Regions from separate parts of the Homo sapiens genome. Here region 1 is linked to region 2. A link is a contact called in ENCODE Hi-C or POLR2A ChIA-PET data. All regions are on one chromosome and are shown on one strand. The core of a region is the stretch at or near the end of the contact, and the rest is flanking DNA. Distances in the headings are between cores, read along the strand shown.

Evidence for each region. A loop is a pair of places that touch in the nucleus more often than their neighbours do. ChIA-PET counts read pairs that join two places held with the same protein, here RNA polymerase II (POLR2A). Pooled maps may share reads with other maps.
Region 1: a loop to region 2 is called in a pooled map, with 2.3 times the contacts of the local background. The contact joins two enhancer-like sites. A Hi-C loop is called at or near these places in 10 of 37 single-sample maps with no recorded cell type and 6 of 50 pooled maps. POLR2A ChIA-PET finds 5 or more read pairs at or near these places in 2 of 52 experiments (T-cell and activated T-cell).

Annotation. Positions count from the first base shown.
Region 1 is chrX:44,896,617-44,903,256 of GRCh38, forward strand. The region is part of intron 2 of KDM6A (lysine demethylase 6A); the gene reads left to right. Among named protein-coding and RNA genes, the nearest start is that of KDM6A, 27 kb to the left of the region's middle. Within about 2 kb of position 2,140, at least 4 of the 41 ENCODE cell types and tissues checked have a DNase peak (open chromatin) inside an H3K27ac peak, as active enhancers do.
Region 2 is chrX:45,003,388-45,010,224 of GRCh38, forward strand. All of the region lies in intron 4 of KDM6A (lysine demethylase 6A), which reads left to right. Among named protein-coding and RNA genes, the nearest start is that of KDM6A, 130 kb to the left of the region's middle. Within about 2 kb of position 3,149, at least 4 of the 41 ENCODE cell types and tissues checked have a DNase peak (open chromatin) inside an H3K27ac peak, as active enhancers do.

The sequences.
Region 1 (6,640 bases), core at 890-3,389, 110 kb before region 2:
CATTTCCTTTTTTTTTTTTTTTTTCAGACAGCTTCTTTAGCTGTTCTTTCAGGGTAGGTTTGCTAGCAAGAAATTCTTAGTTTTTCTGAGACTGTCTTATTTGCCTTCATTTCTGAAGAATATTTTGCTGTGTATAGAATTCACAGTGGACAGTTATTTTCTTTAAGTACTTGACAAGTGTTGTGCTATTTTTTTTTTTCCTGTCTGGTTTAGATGAGAAATTTGCTGTCATTTGAATTGGTGTTCCCCTATAAAGTAATGTATCATTTCTCTCTGGCTGTTTTCAAGATTTTTTTGTCTTTAGTTTTCAGAAGTTTAATTGTGATGTATTGGTGTGGGTGTCTTTTTTATTTGGGGTTTACTCACCTTTTTGTATCTTTAGCGTATTTCACCAAATTTGGGAAGTTTTCAGCCATTATATCTTTGAATACTTTTTCAGTCCTATTCTCTCTCATCTTCTGGGACTCTGAGAAGAGTCTTAGCTTTTTCGATTTTTGTCCATAGGTCCCTGAGGCTTTGTTCTTTTTTTTTTTTTTTTTAGTCTGTTTTCTCTCTTGTTTAGATTGACATAATTCTACTGATTGGTTCACTGACTCTGTCGTCTATCATTTCCACTCTTTTATTGAGCTCATTCAAAGAGTTTTTATTTTAGGTTTTTTTTTTTTTTTTGGTTTTATAATTTCCATTTGGTTCTTCTAAAATAACATTTGCTGAGATTTCTGTTTATTTGTTTTAAGAGCAGTTGCAATTGCTTGTTGAAGCGTTTTGTTGACTGCTTTAAAATCTTTATTTTTGTCAGGTAATTAAAAAATCTGATTTACCTCAGTATTGTGTCTGTTGATTGTTTCTCCTCATTCATAATATACTTTCCTGGTTTCTGGTATGGCATGAGATTTTCATTTGTACTCTGGACATTTTGGATATCATACATATTTTGAGAACTGTGCATCTTGTTCCTTTTTTCTTTTAAGAGACAGGGTCGTGATCAGTCATCCAGACTGGAGTGCAGTGATGTGATCATAGCTTGCTGTAACCTCAAACTCCTGGGCTCAAGTGATTCTCCTACCTTGGCCTGCTGAGTAACTAGGACAACAGGTGTGTGCCACCATGCCTGGCTAATTTTGTTTTTTTGTTTTTTTTGAGATAGGGTCTTGCTCTGTTGCCCAGGTTGGTCTTGAACTCTAGGACTTAAGTAATCCGCTGCTTCAGCCTCTTGAGTAGCAGGAGTCACAGGTGTGCACCACAGCACCTGGCCTATTCTTTTTTATACTAGGCAGTTCCCTTGTTGAAGTGTAGTGCAAGGGTTAGGTGGGTGTGTTCATTCAGCTTCTTGCTGGGTCCTGCTGATAATTACTGTGGAAAAAGTGGGGCACTAAGTCATATGGCCTTAATGCAGACTGGTGGGATGGAAGTTCAATTCCTCCCTTACCCTCACATCTTCCTAACAAAAGTTGGGCACCATTTTATGCCACCTTGTTGCCTCTGAGTAGGGGTATAAGATGAACTTTCTGACGGGCCATGCTGCCTCAGCAAGAGAGAAGTAGGGAGGCTATCTCACACTGCACTGATGCTGCAGGGTGAAGAAAAAGCTCCTTACCTCATACCACTTCCCCTGAGTTGATGCCAGGTGGGGAATGGAAGCTCAGCCCCCTCTGGGTACCACTGGCATTTGAGAATGGCTGAAATGGTTGTCAGCTACTCTGTCTTACACTGCTTCATTTAGCCTTGATACTGGGTGAATGTGGAGGTTCAGCTCTTCACTGGTTACCACTGATACCAGGGGTTGGGGCAGGGAGTAGAAAGCTGACTGACTCTAACTCACATCTCCTTGTTCAGTCTTGTTGATGGCTGGGTAGGGGTGCAGGTTCAGGTTCTTGCTGGGTCCTGTTGACACCAGGCCTGTGTGTGCAGGAGGGAGGTGGGAGTGGAGTGGTGGTGAAAGGTAGTGGTGACTAACTGCTTCACGCAGCTTTATTAAGCCTCCTTGCTAATGGGTGGTGGTGGAAGCCTAGCTTGCCCCTAGACCCCACTGACACTATCTTAAATGGGTGAGTCTGAACACCGCTTGCTCTTACTGGGTGGAGTATGGAAGATCAGCTCCTCTTTTAGGCTTGCCACTAACCCAACAGGGGAACTGGAGCACCCCTGTGTGGGGGATGGAAGATCAATTCCCTGTTTTGTCTTGCCAACACAACCCTGGTAGGGGCTCCAGTCCCACAGCCTGCTTTTGCTGGGTGGAGGGTGTAGGAGCACTTATCCACTCTGCCCTTCCAGTACCACCTGGTGCAAAGCACCACCTGCTTCTTCTGCTTGGTGGTGGTGGTGGGGGGGTGTTAGATTAGCTGTATGCTTGGCTCCACTGAAACTGCGGAGGGAGGGAGAGGGAGGGTGTGTGTGTGTGTGTGTGTGTGTGTGTGTGTGTTTGTTTGTTTTCCATTGGTATTTAGCTTGAGTAAGATGGGTTTTGCCAGAAAGGTTTCTTTGGTAAGCTTACCCTTTTATCTGCTTCTGCTTTGTGGTGGGGTGTGTGTGTGTTTAGATTAGTTGTATGCTTGGCTCCACTGAAACTGTGGAGGGAGGGGGAGGAAGGGAGGGTGTGTGTGTATGCGTGTGTGTGTGTGTGTGTGTGTGTGTGTGTGTGTGTGTGTTTTCCATTGGTATTTAGCTCAAGTAAGATGGGTTTTGCCAGAAAGGTTTCTTTTGGTAAGCTTACTCTTTTACCTGCTTCTGCTTTGTGGTGGGGGGTGTATGTGTTAGATTAGCTATATGCCCGGCTCCACTGAAACTGGAGGAGGGTGTGTGTGTATATGTTTTCTTTTGGTACTTAGCTGGAGTAGGATGGGTTTTGCCAGAAGGGTTTCCTTTGTTAAGCTTACCCTTTTCCCAGCCTTTTGACTAGGAGGAACAGGCTTTTCTTGGAATTTTTTTTTTCTCTGTGACAGTTGGTGATACTGTATTGGGGTCTTCTGAAGCAGCATCCTGTCTTGGAAATATGGGTGGCAATACGAAAACCCAGGGATCTCATTGCCTTATTACTCCTCAAATTATGAAGTCTTTAGGAAATCTGCTGCTTTCTTTCCACTTTTCAGATACTTTCTATGCTTGTTTGTTGTATTATGTTCAGGGTTTTTTAGTTGTTAAGAGGGAGGACCTGGGAAGAATGAAGCTATGGTACTCCATTTTGGTGGAACTGGAAGGCTTATAGTAATTCAATTTTGAATTATGAAAGTTTTGTCTAAAGATATTATGTCGTGAACAAAATAAGTCAAATTTAGGAGAATCTTGTGACAAAATCACAACATATCCTCATTTTAAAGCTGTTTCTATTAGGGCGTGACCCATAACTGTTATTTCGGGGATATGGTTTAAATAACTAGAAGGCTTACTTTTGAATATCAAATGCTTTCTGTCATATTCTTTAAAGGAAGTAGATATTTACATGCAAAGAAAGAAACTGAAAGATAAACTGGATTATAGCAGAATGTCACTGTTATGGTTTGCCATCAAACAGCAGTTACTCTTTAGTTTCCTATGCCAAATATACCAGTATAACATAACATTCTGCTCCTTTCAACATATTAAGGCCAGCCAAACAAAATTTTTTCCCCAAAATTCTTAAAATGCTTAAAATAGGCAAAGTGATTCAGAAGTTTTTAGGAGTAGGAAGGAGAGGCGGTACGTACAGATATGTTTCTGTATGAATTTCAAATGAATAAGCAAGGGAAAACTTAATAGGTAGGAGGCATTAGTCTTCCTTAGGCAGGGAATAATTATTATTTCAGCAATGTACATGTAGTAAAGTTCTACAATTTTAATTCATTCTAGCTCTAAAAATTCTATGATTTTATCCTTTTTTCTGTTCTTTTAAACTTGTTCCTGTACAATTTATAGACTTTTTTTCTGAGAAAAATCTTCCTGGAGAAAAGATTGTTAGGCCCTTCAATAATAGGGAGTTTCTCTTAAAATAAGTTTAGCCGTTTTGTTATTTAAGAAATGATTTGGCCGGGCGTGGTGGCTCACGCTTGTAATTGCAGCACTTTGGGAATCCGAGGCGGGCGGATCATGAGGTCAGGAGTTTGAGACCAGCCTGGCCAACACAGTGAAACCCCATCTCTACTAAAAATACAAAAATTAGCTGGGCGTGGTGGCAGGAGCCGGTAATCCCAGCTACTCGGGCGGCTGAGGCAGGAGAATCACCGGAACCTGGGAGGTGGAGATCGTGTCACTGCACTCCAGCCTGGGTGACAGAGCTAGACTTCGTCTCAAAAAAAGAAAGAAATGGTTTGTTTATTTTCTGTGTAATATGTTTAATAATAATATTCTGCATTTTTCTTTGATCCATTAGTTATTTTGGAGTGTTTAAAGTTTTTCATATATTTGTGAATTTCTCCAATTTGTTCCTGTTACTGATTTCTAATTTCACTACATTTTGGTCAGAGAGCATAGCTTTTAAAATTTTAATTCTTTTAAAATTATGAGGACGGCCAGGTGCAGTGGCTCACGCCTGTTATCCCAGCACTTTGGGAGGCCATGGCGGGCAGATCACTTGAGGGTCAGGAGTTTGAGACCAGCTTGGCCAACATGGTGAAACCCCATTTCTACTAAAATACAAAAATTAGCCAGGCGTAGTGGCAGGCACCTGTAATCTCAGCTGCTCGGGAGGCTGAGGCAGGAGAATTGCTTGAACCTGAGAGGCAGAGGTTGCAGTGAGCCGAGGTGACAGAGTGAGACTCCATCTCAAAAAAATATATATATATATATACGGGGACTTGTTTTAGTGGCCTAACGTGGTTTGTCACGGATAGTGTTCCATATACACTTGAGTAGAATGTGTATTCTGCTGTTGTTGCAGGGAGTATTCTATAGGTGGCTATTAAGTCTTGTTTTGTAGAGCTCTTGGAGTCTTCTATTTTCTTGTGATCTGCTGTCTGATTATTGAAAGTTAAGTATTGAAGCCTCCAACTAATGTTGAATTGTCTGTTTTTCCTCAATTCAGCTTTTGCTTGTATTTTGAGTTGTTTGTTTTTACCTGTTATATATTCTTGATAAATTGATCCTTTCATCATTATAGAATATTCTGTGTCCCTAGTAACAATTTTTGTCTCAAAGTGTATTTTAAAAATTAATAATTTTTGTGACTACATAGTATGTGTATATTCAAAGTTCATTTTGTATGATATTAGTATAGCCACCCAGCTCTATTTTGGTTATTGTTTGCATGGTACATATGTTTTACATCCTTTTAGTTTCAACCTATTTTTGTCCTTGAATCTAAAGTATGTCCTTTTTAGAAAGCATATAGTTGTGTTATGCCTTTAAAAAAATTCAGACTGGGTGTGGTGGCTCATGCCTGTAATCCCAGCACTTTGGGAGGCCGAGGCAGGCGGATCACCTGAGGTCAGGAGTTTGAGACCAGCCTGGCCAACATGGCAATACCCCTTCTCTGCTAAAAATACAAAAATTAGTTGGGTATGGTGGCGCACGCCTGTAGTCCCAGCTACTACTTGGGAGGCTGAGGCAGGAGAATCACTTGAACCTGGGAGGCGGAGGTTGCAGTGGCCAAAATTGTGCCACTGCACTCCAGCCTGGGCAGTGGAGTGAGACTCCATCTCAAAAAAACAAAAATGATTTCATTCTGTCGATCTTTGTCTTTTAATTGTAAGTGTTTATTTGCATTTTATGTGATGATTGATAAAGTAGGATTTACATCTGCCATTTTACTGTTTGTTTTCATCATATCATCATCTGTTGTTTTTGTTCTGTATTCTTCCATTTCTACCTTTTTTTTTTTGAGATGAAGTCTTGCTCTGTCGCCCAGGCTGGAGTGCAGTGGCATGATCTCAGCTCACTGCAACCTCCGCCTCCTGGGTTCAAGCGATTCTCCTGCCTCAGCCTCCGGAGTAGCTGGGATTACAGGCGTATGCCACCACACCTGGTTAATTTTTGTATTTTTAATGCAGATGGGATTTCACCATGTTGGCCAGGCTGGTCTTGAACTCCTGACCTCAGGTGATCCACCTGTCGGCCTCCCAAAGTGCTGGGATTATAGGCGTGAGCCACAGTGCCCGGCCTATTTACATTATCTTTTATATTTACCTGGTGTATCAATTTGTTCTGCTATGACAGAATACTACAGACTGGATAATTTATAAATAATAGAACTTTATTTCTCACAGTTCTGGGGATTGGGAAGTCCAAGATCAAGGCACTCCCAGATTTAGCATCTAGTGAAGGCTAGCTTTCTGTCTCCAAGATTGCTGCATCTTTATGTGACAAAAAGCAGTAGGGCAAAGGGATGAATAGCTTTCTCAGACCTCTTTTAGGTTATTAATCCCATTCATGAGGGCTTTGCTTTCATAAGTTAATCACCTCATAAAGGCCTTACCTCTTAATGCTATCACATTGGCGATTAAGTTTCAATATATTAATCTTGTAGGGACACATTAAGATCATTGCACCTGAGAATTACTTTTACTGGTACTCTTGTTTTTTCTTGTGAATTTTAGTTATTGTCTAGCACCCTTTCAACCTGGATGACTGCCTTTTGTATTTTCCTAGTGACAAATTCAGTTTTTGTTTATATAGTAATGTCTTAATTTCCCCTTTGTAATTAAGGATAGTTTTGCTGAATCTAGAATTC
Region 2 (6,837 bases), core at 1,899-4,398:
ATCCTTCTTTTTTTTTTTTTTTTTTTTTTAACAGAATAGCCTCATACTTTCTTGTGTTAGCAAAACAGTTGTCGCTACAGATTGAATGTATTAGGGCCATCTGCGGGTTACTGGGTTAAGGATTTTTGATAGGAAGGCTACGAGTTGTCAGTGGCCTCAGTGCTTTTGGGCTATGCCCTTGTTTACACTGACAAGGTGGTATTGGAGTGTTACAGTGTCACGGAGAAGACCTTCAATTATCAATTATAGGTTTTAAATTTACCCTGGCTTTTAAAGGAATAGGGTACACTGTTTTTTCCTTTACTACTTATCTCTCTCTCTCTCTTTCTTTCTCTCTTTGACTGTCTCTCTCTTTGACTCCCTCTTTGTCTCTGTCTCTTCCTCTCTCTGTCTCTCTTTGACTCCCTCTTTGTCTCTCTGTCTCTTCCTCTCTCTCTCTGCCTTTTTTTCCTCTCTCCCCTGCCTTCTCCTCTCTCTCCCCTCTCTCTCTCTTCTCCCCCTTCTCCCCCTTCCACCCCCTCTTCCACCCCCGCTTCTCTCTCTCTCTTTCCTTTCTGCTGGTTTTTCCCTGCCTCTGCCAGACGCTTATGCTGCTGTTCTCCCCTCTCTTTCCCCTTTTACCCCGGAGAGGGACTCAAGATAAAAGAGACAGAGCCCCTGACCTCCCTATTCTTCGTTGAAAGTCATGAGCGGAAGGGCTTCTTTTGTCCTTTCTTAGTTCAGGACATCCTCTCTTGAAGTGGCCTGTTCTTCGACATCAATAGCACCTATCTTGTCCTTCCTCCTTAGTTCTGGGATTCTTTAACCCTGCTCCACCATACTCTTTAGGGGGCCTGGTAGATGAGGACCTTGGTCCTCCAGATGGAGACTGGGGTCCTTTAAAAGAGGGTTTGGACCCTTTATAGTTTCTAGCTCCCTGGAAACTGTCTAGAAGTACCTGGGTTTGGAGCCATCTGTTGGAAGGTAGAAAACGTAAGTTTTGTCTTTTGTTTCTGTTTTTCTTCATCCCTTTTCACATATACTTTCTGAGCTTCCCTGAGAAGCTCACTTAGGGGACGGTCTTCTCAACTGTCTATGTTTTGTAACTTTTTTGAAATGTCTGGCCAACTTTTAGTGACAAATTGGAGTTTCAACATTCCTAGCCCAAGGGGATCATCCAAATTGAGGCCTGCATATTGCCTCATTTGCTCCCTCAGTCTGTCTAGGAATCTCATAGGCCCTTCATCCTTTTCCTGTTGTATGTCAAATGCTTTAGAAAGATTTCGGGTTCGGGGTACTGACTCCCGAATTCCTTTTATTATTGTCTCTCTTAGATCCTGCATATTTTCCTGTTGATCTGCTTTGTTATTGTCCCACCAGGGGTCTCAGGCGGGGAATTTCTGGTCCGCGGTAGGAACGTTTTCACCAGGAGGATGCTCACATTCCCAAACTACCATAGCAGCCCTACAAATCATACTCCTTTCTTCTCCTGAAAAGAGGATGCCCAAGATGGACATTAACTCGACCCAAGTGTATAACTGAGGTCCTAAGAATTGGGCAATTTGGTCTGCCACTCCATAAGGGTTATCTAGTAGTGGTTTAAGCTCCTTTTTAAAATTCTAGACTTTGGTTAAGGGAGCATTTACAAAGCCAGTGGCCCCCCCCTCCTTATGGTACCTCTTTCAAAGGGAAGAGGGTTGGGCCTCTTAGGTATGGAGGGAAATGGGAAATTCTGAATATCTTTTTTACATTGTTCTACCTCACGCTGGAGTCCTTTTAGAGAGGGGTCTTTAGGTTGGGAGGGAATGGGCTGGTGGGACGGTAATTCCCAAGAGTCAGAGTTATAAGGAGGAGGGATAACGTGAGTGGAGGTGGAATTTGGAATGGGATCTGAGGAGGCAGTGGCTGTCTGAGGGGAAAGATTGGGGACACTGAGTGGGGGAAGATAGTCTAGGGGATCCCATGCGCTGGAGTCTTTAGGCATGAGAGCTGGCTCCTCTGACTTTTCATTTTGAGGTGCCAGATTGGGTTCTTCCCTATTTGTTTTTAAGGGAAAAAGGAGGGCAGGTCCATGCCTCCAACAGAGGGCATAGCCTAGTTCTTCTGAGACACTCGACTTTTATCATTAACATGTCGGATTAGAAGCTGACACATTACATCCTCATTCGATCTAAACTTTGGCCAGAAGATTGAGGGTTTGAGGATGGGTCTTTGAGTCTAAATTAAACAGCAATATTTTATCATTTGTTGCTTTTTCCTATGTTTAGTCCTTTCGTTATCCTTCCAGTGTTTTAGCTTGAGACCTAGGGGGCTATCTGGGGGGATATCTTTGTTACCATCTTTATCCCTCTTGCTCCCTGTCTTGCTTGGGTTATTTCCCATCTTGATGGTTTTGGGGTAAGTTTCAAGGTTCAATTTCCCTTACTGAAAATTTGTCACCTTTTGTGGGGAGGCTCAATTTCCCCCACTGGAAATTTCTCACCTTTTCTACTACTGGAGGTTCGTGTGAAGTTCAGTCCCCTCCAATGGGCATGTCTCACCTCTTTTTAACCTGTAAGCCACCCCAACCAAGGAGTACTTCACCTCACCCCCCCACCCCCCCACCCCCCCCACCCCCCACCACCCACCACCCACCACCCACCACCCACCACCCGGCTTTCTTACCTTGGTCCCTACCACCAAGGAAATACTTTACCGGCTCCTGTGGCTTCTCCTTCCTTGGTCTGTGTACAGTCATCAGTGTGGTATGTGAGAATCCTTTAAGCTAGGTTACTGGCCAGTCCCCCCCAGCCCTGCGCCCCCCCCCGCCGCCATGTTGCCAAGAGCTTGGGTTATTCCTCGCACTGGGTGAGTTCTGATTTCTCACCCCTGAGGTGACCACAAGGGGCAGGGCATGCCTCCTCATGAGGGAGAACCAGAGACTGTCGGGAGGGGAATGTAATCATGGGTGAGCCCCCAAATTGTTATACATAAAGTTTCAGTGCTGCAAAAGAAATAGCACTCGAATATAAAATTTTCTTTTTAATTCTCAGCAAGACAAGATACTTCTATAGAAGGGTGTGCCTTCTATAGAAGCAATGGTGAGCGCACACTTGGACAAGGGAGGGGAGGGGGTTCTTATCCCTGACACACGTAGCCCCTACTGCTGTGTCATTCCCCTCTTGGCTAGGGTTAGACCGCCCAGGCTAAACTAATTCCAATTGGCTGATTTAAAGAGAGTGACGGGGTGAGTGGTTTGGTGGGAAAAATGGTTATGACAGAGCAGGTAATGAGTCAGGGTGCAATCAGTAATCAGAATGAGTCAGGGTGGAGCAGGTAATCGAAAAAGGTTGCTTTGTGAGGAAGTTTAAAAGTAGAAGGTAAAGGATTGAACATACTGACATATTGATTCTTTGAAAAGAAATTTAGAACTCATATCTAACAGCATGGTGGCACACACCTGTGGTCCCAGCTACTTGGGAGGCTGAGTCAGGAGAATTGCTTGAACCCCGGAGGTGGAGGTTACAGTGAGCCGAGATCACACCATTGCACTCCAGCCTGGGGACAAAGCAAGACTCTATCTCAAAAAAAAAAAGATCCTGAGCATTTCTTCAAAGGATTGTAACAGGAGGTGAAACTTGGCTTTACCAGTATGATCTTAATGACAAAGCACAATCAAAGCAATGGCTACCAAGAGGTAGAAATTGATCCAGTCATAGTGAAAGTGGACCGGTCAAGAGCACAGATCAAGACAACAGTTTTTTGGGATTCTCAAGGCATTTTGCTTGTTGACTTTCCGGAGAGCCAAAGAATGACAATAACCTCTGCTTATTACGAGTATGTTTTAAGAACGCCAAAGCTTTAGCAGAAAAATGCCCAGAAAAGCCTCACCATGGCAGTGCCTCTACTCAGTCCTCTCATCAAACAAGGGCAATGTTTTGAGAGTTTTCATGGGAAATGATACAGTCTTGATTTGGCTCCTTCCAGCTTCTTTTTATTTCCTATTTTAAAAAATCTTTAAAGTAAAATCTTTAAAGGGCACCCACTTTTTTCTTCAGTAAATAATGTAAAAAAGACTGCATTGACATGGCTACATCCCCCAGGACCCCTCAGTTGTTTAGGGCTGGACTAAATGGCTGGTGTCATTGCTTACAAACGTGTCTTGAACTTGATGGAGCTTATGTTGAGAAATAATGTTTATATTTTTATCTTTTAATTCTGTTTTTTTCCATGAACTTTTTGAAGTCCCCTTGTACTGGGTGATTGGATTAGTAAATCTTTGGGCATCTACTCTATGGAAGTGCGCCCTGTGCTAGGTGATAACAAGGAATACAGGCAGTGATCACTCCTGCCTTTATGGCATTTTTATTTGATCGGATGGAGTTTAGTCAACACACAAGTAACAAATATATGGTGTAATAGTTAAGAGTGAGCTCTGGAGACTGACCTAGTTTCAGTTCCTATGTCTGCTAGTTAGTACCTGTTTCCTTGAGTAAATTGCTTATTCTCTGATGCAGTTTCTTCATTCTATAAATGAAGCCCTCTACCACCACATAAGGTTTTTTAGAACCTTTTGAAAGAGTTGATGTTAGATATTGCATAAAACTAAGTTTTTACTGTTACATAATAATGTCAGATGATAGAGACGTTGCAGTAAGACCAAATTTAGAGGTTGGAAAAATCACCTCTAGTTTGAGGTGGGACAAGAAGCAAAGCTTTCATGGGGAAGGTGGCATTTAAATGGATCTTGAATGATTAATAGAATTTATAGGGTGGTGGGGATTGAATAAGATTTCCTAGAGGGAGAAGAATGAAGTTGGGAGAATGTACAGTGTGTCCTGAAATCAGAAATGCCCGTCTCTACTAAAAATACAAAAAATTAGCTGGGCGTGGTGGCGGGCGCCTGTAGTCCCAGCTGTTCAGGAGGCTGAGGCAGGAGAATGGCGTGAACCCGGGAGGTGGAGCTTGCAGTGAGCCGAGATCGCACCACTGCACTCCAGCCTGGGCGACAGAGCGAAACTCCATCTCAAAGAAAATAAAAAATAAAAAAAATAAAAATAAACTCATATTTCTATAGTACGCTCACTCCACCCTGTCCAGGCAGTTGCCTAAATAGATGTTAAGATGTTGCTCCCTTTCCTTTCACAACCACCCTCACCCCCACACCCCCATTGTCTTTCAAATCTTGACTTTTTAGGTAGAACACTAAATGACTCTGGATTAACTATTACCACTTTTACCACATTCTGAATATCCATGCCTCCTCTCCCCCACCCTCTAGATTGCATACTTCTTGAGAGCAGGGGAAGTATATTTTATTCAGATTGGTTTGTTTAACCCTTGAGAATTGTCCCTGGCACCAAGTAAATGCTCAGATTATTTCAGGGGATGGGATAGTAGATGAATGATCCTGATTAAAAACAGTTTCAACTAAATTTAAAATTAAAAAAAATTTAAACAGGAAATTTAAAAATGGATGTTGTCTGAGACCTTTGTGACTCCTGGAATTTGTGAATACTTCTGTAATATAATTTCCTCATTCGGAAAATTGGGGGTAATGAGGACTTAATAAAATGAAATTACCATATTTTTACATTTGACAATGTATTTAAGAAACTTAGTGTTTCTAGAAAGATACTTAGAATTCAAAGGAAATGCACAATATAATTTTAGGACAAACTTTAGCATTTTTAAAAAGCAAGAAAAGTCACTCAGCTTGTTACTGGAAAGGGGTCCTGATCCAAACCCCAGGTTGGATCTCACGCAAGAAAGAATTCGAGGATAATCCAGAGTAAAGTGAAAGCAAGTTTATTAAGAAAGTAAAGGAATATCTGCTCATCTGACAATACTTACAGTTATTTCTTGATTATATGCTAAACAAGGGGTGAATTATTCATTAGTTTTCCAGGAAAGCAGTGGGCAATTCCCAGAACTGAGGGTTCCTCACCTTTTTAGACCTTACAGAGTTCTGACGTTGTGATAGTGCTGCTAGGAGTGTCTTTTAGCATACTAATGCATTATAATTAGTGTATAATGAGCAGTGAGGACGACCAGAGGTCACTTTTGTTGCCATCTTGGTTTTGGTGGCTTTTGGCTGGCTTCTTTACTGCAACCTGTTTTTATCAGCAAGGTCTTTGTGACCTGTATCTTGTGCCAACCTCCAGTCTCATCCTGTGACTAAGAATGCCTAACCTCCTGGGAATGCAGCTCAGTAGGTCACAGTCTTACGTTACCCAGCCCCTATTCAAGATGGAGTTCTTCTGGTTCAAATGCCTCTGACAAGCTGTTTACATTTTGGGCTTTAAACATCATTGGTTCTTTTTCTCAACTAATGAATTACAGAAGTTGTAGTATAATTACCCTAGTTCCTTCATACTTAGGGCAAGATGACTCTGAGAAATGTTCCATACTGTCTCCCAGAGATCTCCAGCAGGCTTGAGTCCCAGTTGCCTAGAGTCATAATCAGCTCCATAATGCATCCTTTATTGGCATACTTTCCTTTCCTGACTCACTTCTTTACTTCATTAAAGGTATTTCCTCAGATACTTCTCAAATAAACTACTTGTACAAAAACCTTTATCTCACAGTCTTTCTTGGGAGATGCAACGCAGGCAGCATGACAAGCATTGTAATAATAGTTAAAATTTTGAAGTTTTAGAAATCAGAGACATTTGTAATTTGAAGCTTATAATTTCGAAGAAGAAATTTGTTCACACAGATCAGTATGAAAGCTTTACCTTCTTTTTTAATAGGGAAGATTTACTAAAATAGATTTGCTTGGTTATTGATAAAACATATACTGGGTACTCAAACATTTGCTGTTTTTGAAAATAAGGAGTAGGATCTGGGCATGGTGTCACATGCCTTTAGTCCCAGCTA